Regions from separate parts of the Homo sapiens genome. Here region 1 is linked to region 2. Evidence: read pairs that join two places in POLR2A ChIA-PET (ENCODE). Cell type or tissue: A673. All regions are shown on one strand. Links, peaks and the distances in the headings refer to the core of each region. The heading gives the core; the rest is flanking DNA.

What was found. ChIA-PET counts read pairs that join two places held together with the same protein. Peaks named below come from ENCODE experiments on the same cell type or tissue, not always from the same donor. Only the 100,000 strongest peaks of a DNase experiment are listed, where the experiment ranks them.
Region 1: POLR2A ChIA-PET joins it to region 2 with 8 read pairs; 6 of 35 experiments call an interaction of 5 or more read pairs at or near these places.

Annotation. Positions count from the first base shown.
Region 1 is chr12:31,794,942-31,800,304 of GRCh38, forward strand. No RefSeq gene overlaps it. Among named protein-coding and RNA genes, the nearest start is that of H3-5, 5.3 kb to the left of the region's middle. In A673, for the core only: no CTCF peak of the experiment used is centred there; no DNase peak of the experiment used is centred there.
Region 2 is chr12:31,867,065-31,872,444 of GRCh38, forward strand. No RefSeq gene overlaps it. Among named protein-coding and RNA genes, the nearest start is that of LINC02422, 17 kb to the right of the region's middle. In A673, for the core only: no CTCF peak of the experiment used is centred there; a DNase peak (open chromatin) is centred at 2,147.

The DNA.
Region 1 (5,363 bases), core at 1-5,000, 72 kb before region 2:
TCTATGCTAATGGAGATTCAGACCCTGATCTCTTCACTGCCGTACTATACTGGTAGTTTTCAAATTTAAAAGTCACTGGTTGAATTGTTTGTTTGCAACTTGAAATGTCCTCTCTCATAGAAGTGATACCATGGTCTGAAGCCAGCCTTTTCAGCTGTTATAATCATCCTGAAGCTGCCTAAGTGGAGGAAATAAGGCAGTAATGAAATAAAAGATTGGATTTAAGTGAATGAAAGAAACAGGTTTTGGTAGAGTGACCATATAATTTACTATCCAACCAGGATACTCCGGGGAGTGAAAAGGTGCTATTAATAATTACACCAGGACAATAGGCAGGCATAAACTGAGGCTGTCCTGGACACATCAGGACATATGTTCACTCTAGGTGTCGGTCACATCAGAATGGCTTTGAGCAATTCACCCTAACCTCCTTGAGCCTCAATTTCTTCTTCTTCTTCTTCTTTTCTTTTTTTTTTTTTTGAGACAGGGTCTCATTCTGTCACTCAGGCTAAAGTGCAATGGTGTGATCTCGGCTCACTGCAGCAGCCCCAAACTCCTGGGCTCAAGCAATCCTCCTGCCTCAGTGTCCCTTGTACCTGGGACTAGAATCGCCCCACCAAGCCCAACTAATTAAAAACAATTTTTTTTTTTTGAGATGGAGTCTCGCTCTGTTGCCCAGGCTGGAGTGTGGTGGTGCAATCTTGGCTCACTGCAAGCTCCGCGTCCCGGGTTCATGCCATTCTCCTACCTCAGCCTCCTGCGTAGCTGGGACTACAGGTGCCCGCCACCATGCCCGGCTAGTTTTCTGTATTTTTAGTAGAGACGGGGTTTCACCATGTTAGCCAGGATGGTCTCGATCTCCTGACCTCGTGATCCACCCGCCTCGGCCTCCCAAAGTGCTGGGATTACAGGTGTGAGCCACCGCGCCCGGCCAAAAACATTTTTTTTTTTTGTAGAACTGGAATCTCACCATGTTGCCCATGCTGGTTTCAAACTCCGATCCTCAAATGATCCCATTGCCTCAGCCTCCCAAAGTGCTGGGATTATAAGTGTGGGCCACCGTCTCCAGCCTGAGCCTCAATTTCTTTATTGTGAAATGGGAGGATTGACATTATGGGGTGATTGTGAGAATGACATAAGTCAGAGTCTATTGTGCAAAATTGAATTTGTAAAGTACCATATAAATATACTTTTTCAGATAATAGTTATGACTAATACTGTTACAGGAAAGGTGTCCCAATCCAGACCCCAAGAGAAGGTTCTGGATCCTGCACAAGAAAGAATTTGGGGCGAGTTCATAAAGTAAAGTGAAAGCAAGTTTATTAGAGAAGTAAAAGAATAAAAGAATGGCTACTCCATAGGCAGAGCAGTGGCACGGGATGTTCAACTGAGTACACGTATAGTTATTTCTTGATTATATGTTAAACAAGGGGTGGATCATTCATGAGTTTTCCAGGAAAAGGGCAGGGATTTACCCTAACTGAGGGTTCCTCCCCTTTTAGACCATATAGGGTAACTTCCTAATGTTGCCATGGCGTTTGTAAACTGTCGTGGTGCTGCTGGGAGTGTCTTTGAGTATGCTAATGCATTATAATTAGCGTATAGTGAGCAGTGAGGACAACTAGAGGTCACTTTCATCACCACCTTGGTTTTGGCAGGTTTTGGCTGCCTTCTTTATGGCATTGTTTTATCAGCAGGGTCTTTATGACCTCTATCTTGTCCTGCTGACCTATCTTGTCCTGTGACTAAGAATGCTTAACCTCCTGGGAATGCAGCCCAGTAGGTGTTAGCCTCATTTTACCCAGACCTTATTCAAGATGGAGTCCCTCTGGTTCCAATGCGTCTGACAATACTGCTGCCCTGAGGTGCCTGGTGCTGATTAGACCGCGATCAAGTGCATATTCGCTGTTGATTGATGTTACTCTCCTCTGTGCCACTCTCCCTATGTGGGCAGTCTCTTCTAACTGCGGGAACAGCAAACCAACCAGTGAGAAAGGCCATCGTCATTTCATTCTTTTGTGTGCCAAAGCACACAAACCACTTAGAGAATATTAGAGAATATGTTCTATTTCCTTCCAGAAAAAAAAAACCCACTTTTTTTTTTTTTTTGAGACAGAGTCTGGGTGGAGTGCAGTGGCGCGATCTTGGCTCACTGCACCCTCATCTTCCTGGGCTCAAGCAATCCTCCTACCTTAGCCTCCAGAGTAGCTGGTACTACAGGCACATGCCACCATACCTGGCTAATATTTTTGTATTTTTGGTGAAGATGGTGTTTCGCTGCATTGCCCAGGCTGGTCTACAACGCCTGAGCTCAAGCCATCTGCCTGCCTCTGCCTCCCAAAGTGCTGGGATTATAGGCATGAGCCACCGCGCCTGGACTCACACATTCTGTTTCGATTGAAGTATAAAATGAGTTAGTGTTGGTGAGTAAAACATGAAATTTATAAACCCAAACCCCAATCAGCAAGCTAGTGAGAGAGAGTGCTCAGCATGGGTGCTCAGCACGCAGGAAGTCCTTGAGCACAGGCTCAGCTCACTTTTCACTTACAATTGAAAATCTGCACTCAGGTTATGTCATCTTTGGATACTCCCTCCTCAGACTTCTCCCCAGATCTCTAGGCAAGGGGGCACTAATTAGACCAACGTGCTTTGCAGCCCTTGTTGACTATTTCCCTCACTTGTCGTTATAACATTGCCTTGAGGAGGAGACACTTCTACAGTAACCAGGACATGCCCGGGAAGTCCCATTGTGTGGGGCCCTTTACCCACCTTTTTGGCCAGCTTCCAGTGTTCTTGACTTACTGGAGATCTGGTAGTCTTACGGCCGAAACATAATTCGGTTTTCATTCTCTTATCTCATGTCCGAGAACCAACTATTCAACTTCCTCCCTCACTGCTGACTGGGGCGACTTTTCCATGGAACTAAAAATCCTCCACATACCCGCTCTATATGACCTTGTTCTTTATTTTCCAAGGTTCTTAACCTAATACAGTTATTATTTACAATTCTGTGTAAATCCTTTGTGGGATTTTTTTACATACTATAACCATTCATACATTCAACACATATTTTTTGAGTGTCTAGTATATACAACAGGTGTTGGTCTAGGTCTAGGGCTGTATCAGTGAATGAAACTAAGTCTTTACTGTCAAGGAGTTTACATTTAATTGGGTGACACAAAAACTACAATAGATAGATAATGTGTCTATTATAGAAATGATAATAGGTGTTATGGGAGAAAATTATTATAGTGTAAGGAGGACAGGTAGTCCAGGGGAGGGGTGTGGAAATACTGCTTTACACAAGGGTAGTCTGGGACAGCTCCGCTGTCAAGGTGGTATCTGAATAGAAATGAGAGAGTAAGCCATATGGATATGTGATGAAAGTGTCCCTGGCCGGGCGCGGTGGCTCACGCCTGTAATCCCAGCATTTTAAGAGGCCGAGGCGGGCGGATCACGAGACCATCCTGGCTAACACGGTGAAACCCCGTCTCTACTAAAAATACAAAAAATTAGCCGGGCGTGTTGGCGGGCGCCTGTAGTCCCAGCTACTCGGGAGGCTGAGGCACGAGAATGGCGGAGCTTGCAGTGAGCCGAGATCACGCCACTGCACTCCAGCCTGGGCGACAGCGATACTCCGTCTCAAAAAAACAAAAACAAAAACAAACAAACAAAAAAACGCAAAATTAGCCAGGTGTGGTGTTGTGCGCCTGTAGTCCCAGCTACTCAGGAGGCTGTGGCAGAAGAATTGCTTAAATCCGGGAGGTGGAGGTTGCGGTGAGCCGAGATCGCGACATTGCACTCCAGCCTGGGCAACAAGAGCAAGACTCCGTCCCAAAAATAAAAAAATGAAAATAAATAAAAAGAGACGGCCAGGAGCGGTGGCTTACACATGTAATCCCAGCACTTTGGGTGGCTGAGGCGGGTGGTTCAGCTGAGGTCGAGAGTTTGAGACCAGCCTGACCAACATGGAGAAACCCTGTCTCTACTAAAAATACAAAATTAGCCGGGCGTGGTGGCGCGTGCCTGTAATCCCAGCTACTCTGGAGGCTGAGGCAGGAGAATGGCTTGAACTCGGGAGGCAGAGGTTGCTGTGAGCCAAGATCACACCATTGCACTCCAGCCTGGGCAACAAGAGCAAAACTCCATCTCAATAAATAAATAAATAAATAAATAAATAAATAAATAAATACAATGATATTGCAGAGGCCAAGTGAAGAAAATGTCCATAATCATACTCCAAAATAATAGGCTTCCTTGGCTGGGTGTGGTGGCTCACACCTGTAATCCCAGCACTTTGGGAGGCCAAGGGGGCAGATCACGAGGTCAAGAGATGGAGACCATCCTGGCCAACATGGAGAAACCCCGTCTCTACTAAAAATGCAAAAATTAGCTGTGTGTGGTGGCTTGCATCTGTAGTCCCAGCTACTCAGGAGGCTGAGGCAGGAGAATCGCTTAAACCCAGGAGGCGGAGGTTGCAGTGAGCTGAGATCGTGCCACTGCACTCCAGCCTGGCGACAGAGCAAGACTCTGTCTCAAAAAAAAAAAAAAAAAGCCTTCCTTTTTTATTTTGTCACATGATATTAATTTACTTGCATATCTCCTTCACTAGACTGTTGGATTTTGTGGCCTGGGAATATATCACATCCATTACTCATCTCTAGGGCTTATGCTTAGCTCAGTGCCTGACACGTTAGACTTTTCTCCTTTTTTTTTTTTTTCAGATGGAGTCTTGCTCTGTCACCCAGGCTGGAGTGCAGTGGCACTATCTTGGCTCACTGCAACCTCTGCCTCCAGGGCTCAAGCAATTCTCCTGCCTCAGCCTCCAGATTAGCTGGGATTACAGGCGCCCACCACCAGGCCCAACTAATTTTTGTATTTTATTTTATTATTTTATTTATTTATTTTTGAGATAGGGTCTCACTTTGTCACCCAGGCTGGAGTGCAGTGGCGTGATCTTGGCTCACTGCAACCTCTGCCTCCCGGGTTCAAGCGATTCTCCTGCCTCAGCCTCCCAAGTAGCTGGGATTACAGGTGCCTGCCACCATGCCCGGCTAATTTTTGTATTTTTAGTAGAGACAGGGTTTCTCCATGTTGTCCAGGCTGGTCTCAAACTCCTGACCTCAGGTGAGCCACCCGCCTTGGCCTCCCAAAGTGCTGGGATTACAGGGGTAAGCCACTGCACCCAGCCTAATTTTTGTATTTTAGTTAAGACCGGGTTTCACCATGTTGGCCAGGCTTGTCTGGAACTCCTGGCCTCAAGTGTTCTGCCTGCCTCGGCCTCTCAAATTGCTGGAATTACAGATGTGAGCCACAGCATCAGATCTAGGCTTTTCTTGTTGGGAATGTTTTTCCTTCTTTCA
Region 2 (5,380 bases), core at 155-5,154:
CAGATCGCCTGAGGTCAGGAGTTTGAGACCAGCCTGGCTAACATGGTGAAACCCCATCTCTACTAAAAATACAAAAATTAGCTGGGCATTGTCGTGGGCACCTGTAATCCCAGCTACTCGGCAGTAGAATTGCTTGAACCCGGGAGGCAGAGGTTGCAGTGAGCTGAGATCATGCCACTGCACTCCAGCCTGGGTGACACAGCGAGACTCCGTCTCAAAAAAACAAAAACAAAAAACTTATTGAAAAGCTGTAGTACTCAAACCTGTGTGGCTGTAGTCTAAGAATTGTCATGTAGATCAATTGAATGGAATTGAGGGTCCAGAAGTAAACCCACATGTTTATGGTCAACATTTTTAAGAAGAGTGCCAGGATCTTCAAATGAGGAAAGATCTCCTGATTGGCTACAAGTAGACCTGCCCTTATTTGGGTATAAACCCATGGAAAGTCCCTAGTTAGAAGTTAATTGACAGTTTCTGGTTGGTTAAGTCTCTAGTTTTGTTTTACTTTTTACATTGGGCCTCAGTTTGCTTACATAGGAACCCAAAAAGCTGAGACTATCTCAGCCTAATGGCCTCCCAGTTAAAATGTTTTGTTTTGTTTTGTTTTGTTTTGTTTTGAGAAAGAGTCTCCCTCTGTCACCCAGGCTGGAGTGCAGTGGCGCAATCTCGGTTCACTGCAACCTCCACCTCCCGAGTTCAAGCAATTCTCCTGCCTCAGCCTCCTGAGTAGCTGGGATTACAGGTGCATGCCACCATGTGTGGCTAATTTTTGTATTTTTAGTAGAGATGGGGTTTCGCCTTGTTGGCCAGGCTGGTCTCAAACTCCTGATTTCAGGTGATCCGCCCACCTTGGCCTCTCAAAGTGCTGAGATTACAGGCATGAGCCACCACGCTCCGCCCCCAGTTAAAATGTTTTTAACGGGCAGTATTAATATCATTCCATTTCACAGCTGAAGAAACTGCCTTAGGCTATGTAACTTAAGATCAAACAGCTGTAAAGGGTGAATCTGGGATGCAAACCCAGCCACTGACTACAGAGCTCTGCTCATCTTTTAGACTATATGGCACTCAACTCACGTCAACTTTTAAATGTGGTTTCTTTCTTTTAGAGCAAATTTTGCAATGAATACATTCTTGTAAAAGCACTTAACTTTACATAAGTGTTTAAAGGAAAACACATAGATATATCCCCAACCTTCTTTTTTCTTTTTTTTTTTTTTTTTGTGGCAGGGTCTTACTTTGTCACCCAGGCTAGAGTGCAGTGGTGTGATCATGGCTCACTGTAGTCTTGACCTCCGGGTGCAAGTGATCCTCCTGCCTTAGCCTCCCGAGTAGCTGGGAGGTGCATGCCACCATGCGTGGCTAATATTTTTTGTAAAGAAGGGGTTTTGCCATGTTGCCCAGGCTGGTCTCGAACTCATGAACTAAAAGCAATCCACTCACCTCAGACTCCTAATAGTGCTAGGATTGCCTGCATGAGCCACTGCTCCCGGCCGCACCCCCCACCTTTGTACAGGGCAAAGACTTTGTTATGTATTCTTCCAGACTTTTACATTTTAGGGAGAAATTTGTGCTTCCATCGAAAACTGCATTTTATAAATTGCATCCTTCCTGGTTATCTGATTCTATGAGAGTTACTTTATAACTCTATAGGTTTGTTAGCAATGCAAAGTAATTAATACTATATTGATAACAAGATACAAGAATTAATGTAAAATAATTCTTATCTATATATATGACAATGGTCTGTTAGGGGGAGGCCAACCCACCTGCCCCACCCCAAGCCAGTTTGCACAATCATTTCTACATTTGTTTACTCCACATAAATTTCTTCTTCTTTGACGCCTTTGAACAGGTTATAACATCTGCCTACTTTTCTCATTTAATTAATACGTTAAGTAAAATCTTTAGCATTTGAGAAGATACAACTATAAATATAGCTATGATTCAGTAATTATGGGTTTCTTACATCACTGCCCATTAGTCCCCTCCAGCCACCAGACCAGACTGATTATTTATGGTTTTGCTTGCTTTGCTTTTGTTTTCTAGGTGGCTATCTCTTAGGAACCCCAGTAGTTTGGACACACACACACACACACACACACACACACAGGCAAGGTCACAGTCAGATCCCTGGCACGTTAATTTGGCCATTTGCCCAGGAGCAGCTGGTAGCAATCCTTGTGTTCCAGCACTTAAATTTCTCCTCTCAGGTTAGGATCTCTGAGAATATAGGAAAGAAAAAAAAAAAGGAGTTTCTCCTAGTCTCTCACTAACAATCAACGTAGAAGACTCCTGTGACCTCTGATCACCAAAATGTGTAGGGGTTTCTTCTCACCAGCAACTAATCAATCAATCCTGACCAGTTGGGTGTCTTCTAAATCAGCTCAGTTCTGACACTATCCACCTGGAGATAGCATCAGATTCCACAGGTTGAGGACTCAATTCCCGAGACTGCCCTGTTTTCCATTCAGATGCCAATTGCAAGCTCCAGGTTGTTTTACCTGTGCTTCTGACTGACCAAGCTATACATCGGGTTTCCCAAAAACCCCTCCTTGGGTTTGATGGATTTGCTACAGCAGCTCACAGAACTCAGAAAAACACTTAACTAACCTTTACTGGTTTATTATAAAGGATATTACGAAGAATAATGATGAACACCAGATGAAGAGATGCATAGGGCATGGGGTGAGGGAAGGGGCATGGAGCTTCCAGGCCCTCTCTGAATACACCACCCTCCAAGAATCTCCATGTGTTCAGTCATCCGAAAAACCTCTGAACACTGATTTTTGGGGTTTTTATGGAGTCTTTGTTACATAAGCATGATTGATTAAACCATTGGCTACTGGTGATCAACTTAACCTTCAGCCCCTGTCCCCTCCCAGGAGGTTGAGGAGTAGGGCTAAAAGTTCGAACCAGCAAATCCTACCTTAGTCTTTCAGGTGACCAGCCCCCATCCTGAAGCCTAGAGGCTGCCAGCCGTAAGTCAATTTATTAGCATACAAAAAGACATTTCTCACTTTGCAGATTTCACAGATTGTAGGAGTTCTTATGCCAGGAAACAGGACAAAGGCCAAATATATATTTCATAATATCACAGTCTCTAATTTCATTGTTCAGCTTCTCCTTCCCATAAGACTGTCAAGCCTCTCCAGAACACAGACTGTGCAGTATTGACCATTCCTTCTACTGTCCCATTTCTTAGCCCTGTCTTAGATACTCCTATCTCTGGGAGAATTTTGCTTGCATACCAGTATGTCTGTTGAAGAGAGCTCTTAATGCTAGGTCTTTTATTTTATTTATTATTTTTTTTTGAGAGGGAGTCTTGATCTGTCGCCCAGGCTGGAGTCCAGTGGCGCAATGTCAGCTCACTTCAAGCTCCGCCTCCCGGGTTCTTGCCATTCTCCTGCCTCAGCCTCCTGAGTAGCTGGGACTACAGGTGCCCGCCACCACACCTGGCTAATTTTTTGTATTTTTAGTAGAGACGGGGTTTCACCGTGTTAGCCAGGATGGTCTCGATCTCCTGACCTCGTGATCCGCCCGCCTCGGCCTCCCAAAGTGCTGGGATTACAGGTGTGAGCCACTGCGCCTGGCCTATTTTATTTTTATTTATTTATTTTTTTGAGACGGAGTCTCGCTCTGTTGCCCAGGCTGGAGGGCAGTGGCGTGATCTCGGCTCACTGCAAGCTCTGCCTTCTGGGTTCACGCCATTCTCTTGCCTCAGCCTCCCAAGTAACTGGGACTACAGGCACCCACCACCACACCCCGCTAATTTTTTTGTGTGTTTTTAGTAGAGACGGGGTTTCACTGTGTTGGCCAGGAAGGTCTCGATCTCCTGACCTCGTGATCTGCCCGCCTCCGCCTCCCAAAGTGCTGGGATTACAGGCGTGAGCCACCGCGCCTGGCCATTTTTTTTTTTTTTTTTTTTGAGACAAAGTCTCATTGTGTTGCCCAGGCTGGAGTGCAGTGGTGCGATCTCGGCTCACTGCAACCTCCTCCTCCCGGGATCAAGTGGTTCTGCCTCAGCCTCCCGAGTAACTGGAATTATAGGCATGCACTACCACACCCAGATAACTTTTGTATTTTTAGTAGAGACAGGGTTTCACCATGTTGGCCAGGCTGGTCTCAAACTTCTGACCTCAAGTGATCCTCCCGCCTCGGCCTCCCAAAGTGCTGGGATTACAGGTGTGAGCCACCAGGCCCGACCAATGCTAGGTCTTTGCAGTGGGTCTCATATCATTCCACGTACACTGAGGCGCACTTGTTGCCAGAGACCAAAAACTTTACTGAGCACCCTTTCACCCCCAGCGCCCACTTGGCTGGGTCTATTTCCAATTCTTTTAGTCTCTGGGGCTGATGAAATGAAGATGGGAGGGTAGGGCAAGAGAAACAAGAAGAGCTAGCCAAGAAGATAGAAAATAATGATTTTCAGCTCACTGCCACCTCCACTTCCCGGGTTCCCGCGATCCTCCCACCACAGTGAAGTGGTGTCATTTGCCTGGGAAAATACCCAAGGTTCATTGTCTCATACCAAGGAAATCGAAGACACGGACACACAAGAGATGAGTAAGAGCAGAGGCTTAATAGGCAAAAGAAAGAGAAAAGAGAATAGCTCCCTCTCCTGCAGAGAGAGGGGTGCCCGAGTGGGTCTTCCAGTTCCATGGTGAGGTGCACGGGTTTTATAGACTGGCTTGAGGAGGCAGTGTCTGATTTACATAGGGCCCAAAGATTGGTTAGACCAGGTGTGACGTTTACATAGCTCACGAAGAAGCTGGCCACCCCACCTTAATCTTTTATTATGCAAATGGGTTTTCTACCTGGCCAGAGCCATGTTGCCTGTTCCTTACTGGACATGTGGTTGACAAAGAAAAGGGAAGATGGAGCTGCCATGTTGAACATGCCTAGCCCCCAGGTAACCTTTTCCTATTGTCACAGCTGCCGGCATTCACCCATGCAAGGTTCCAGCTTGCTTATCTATGTCTGCAGCTCAATTTTACAGGCTGACTTTTTCAAAAAGAAATGACTTGGGGACTGCTTTTCATTAAAAGGAAAACCTTACTGAGGACTTTCTTACCCTCACTATCTGCCTAAATCATTTCTTTTTAACTCCTATATCAATAGCCTCCCAAGTAGCTGGGACTATACGTGTGCGCCACGACACTCAGCTAATATTTGTATTTTTTGTAGAGACAGGGCTTCACCATGTTGCACAGGCTGGTCTTGGAACTCCTGAGCTCAAAGTGATCTGCCTGCCTTGGCCTTTGAAAGTGGTGGGATTACAGGCATGAGACACCATGCCTGGCCTTCAAAAAGTTAATCTAAAAATATATATACATATATCCCAGAAGGAGAAGCAGAAGGGTCAGATAGGTGAGAACCA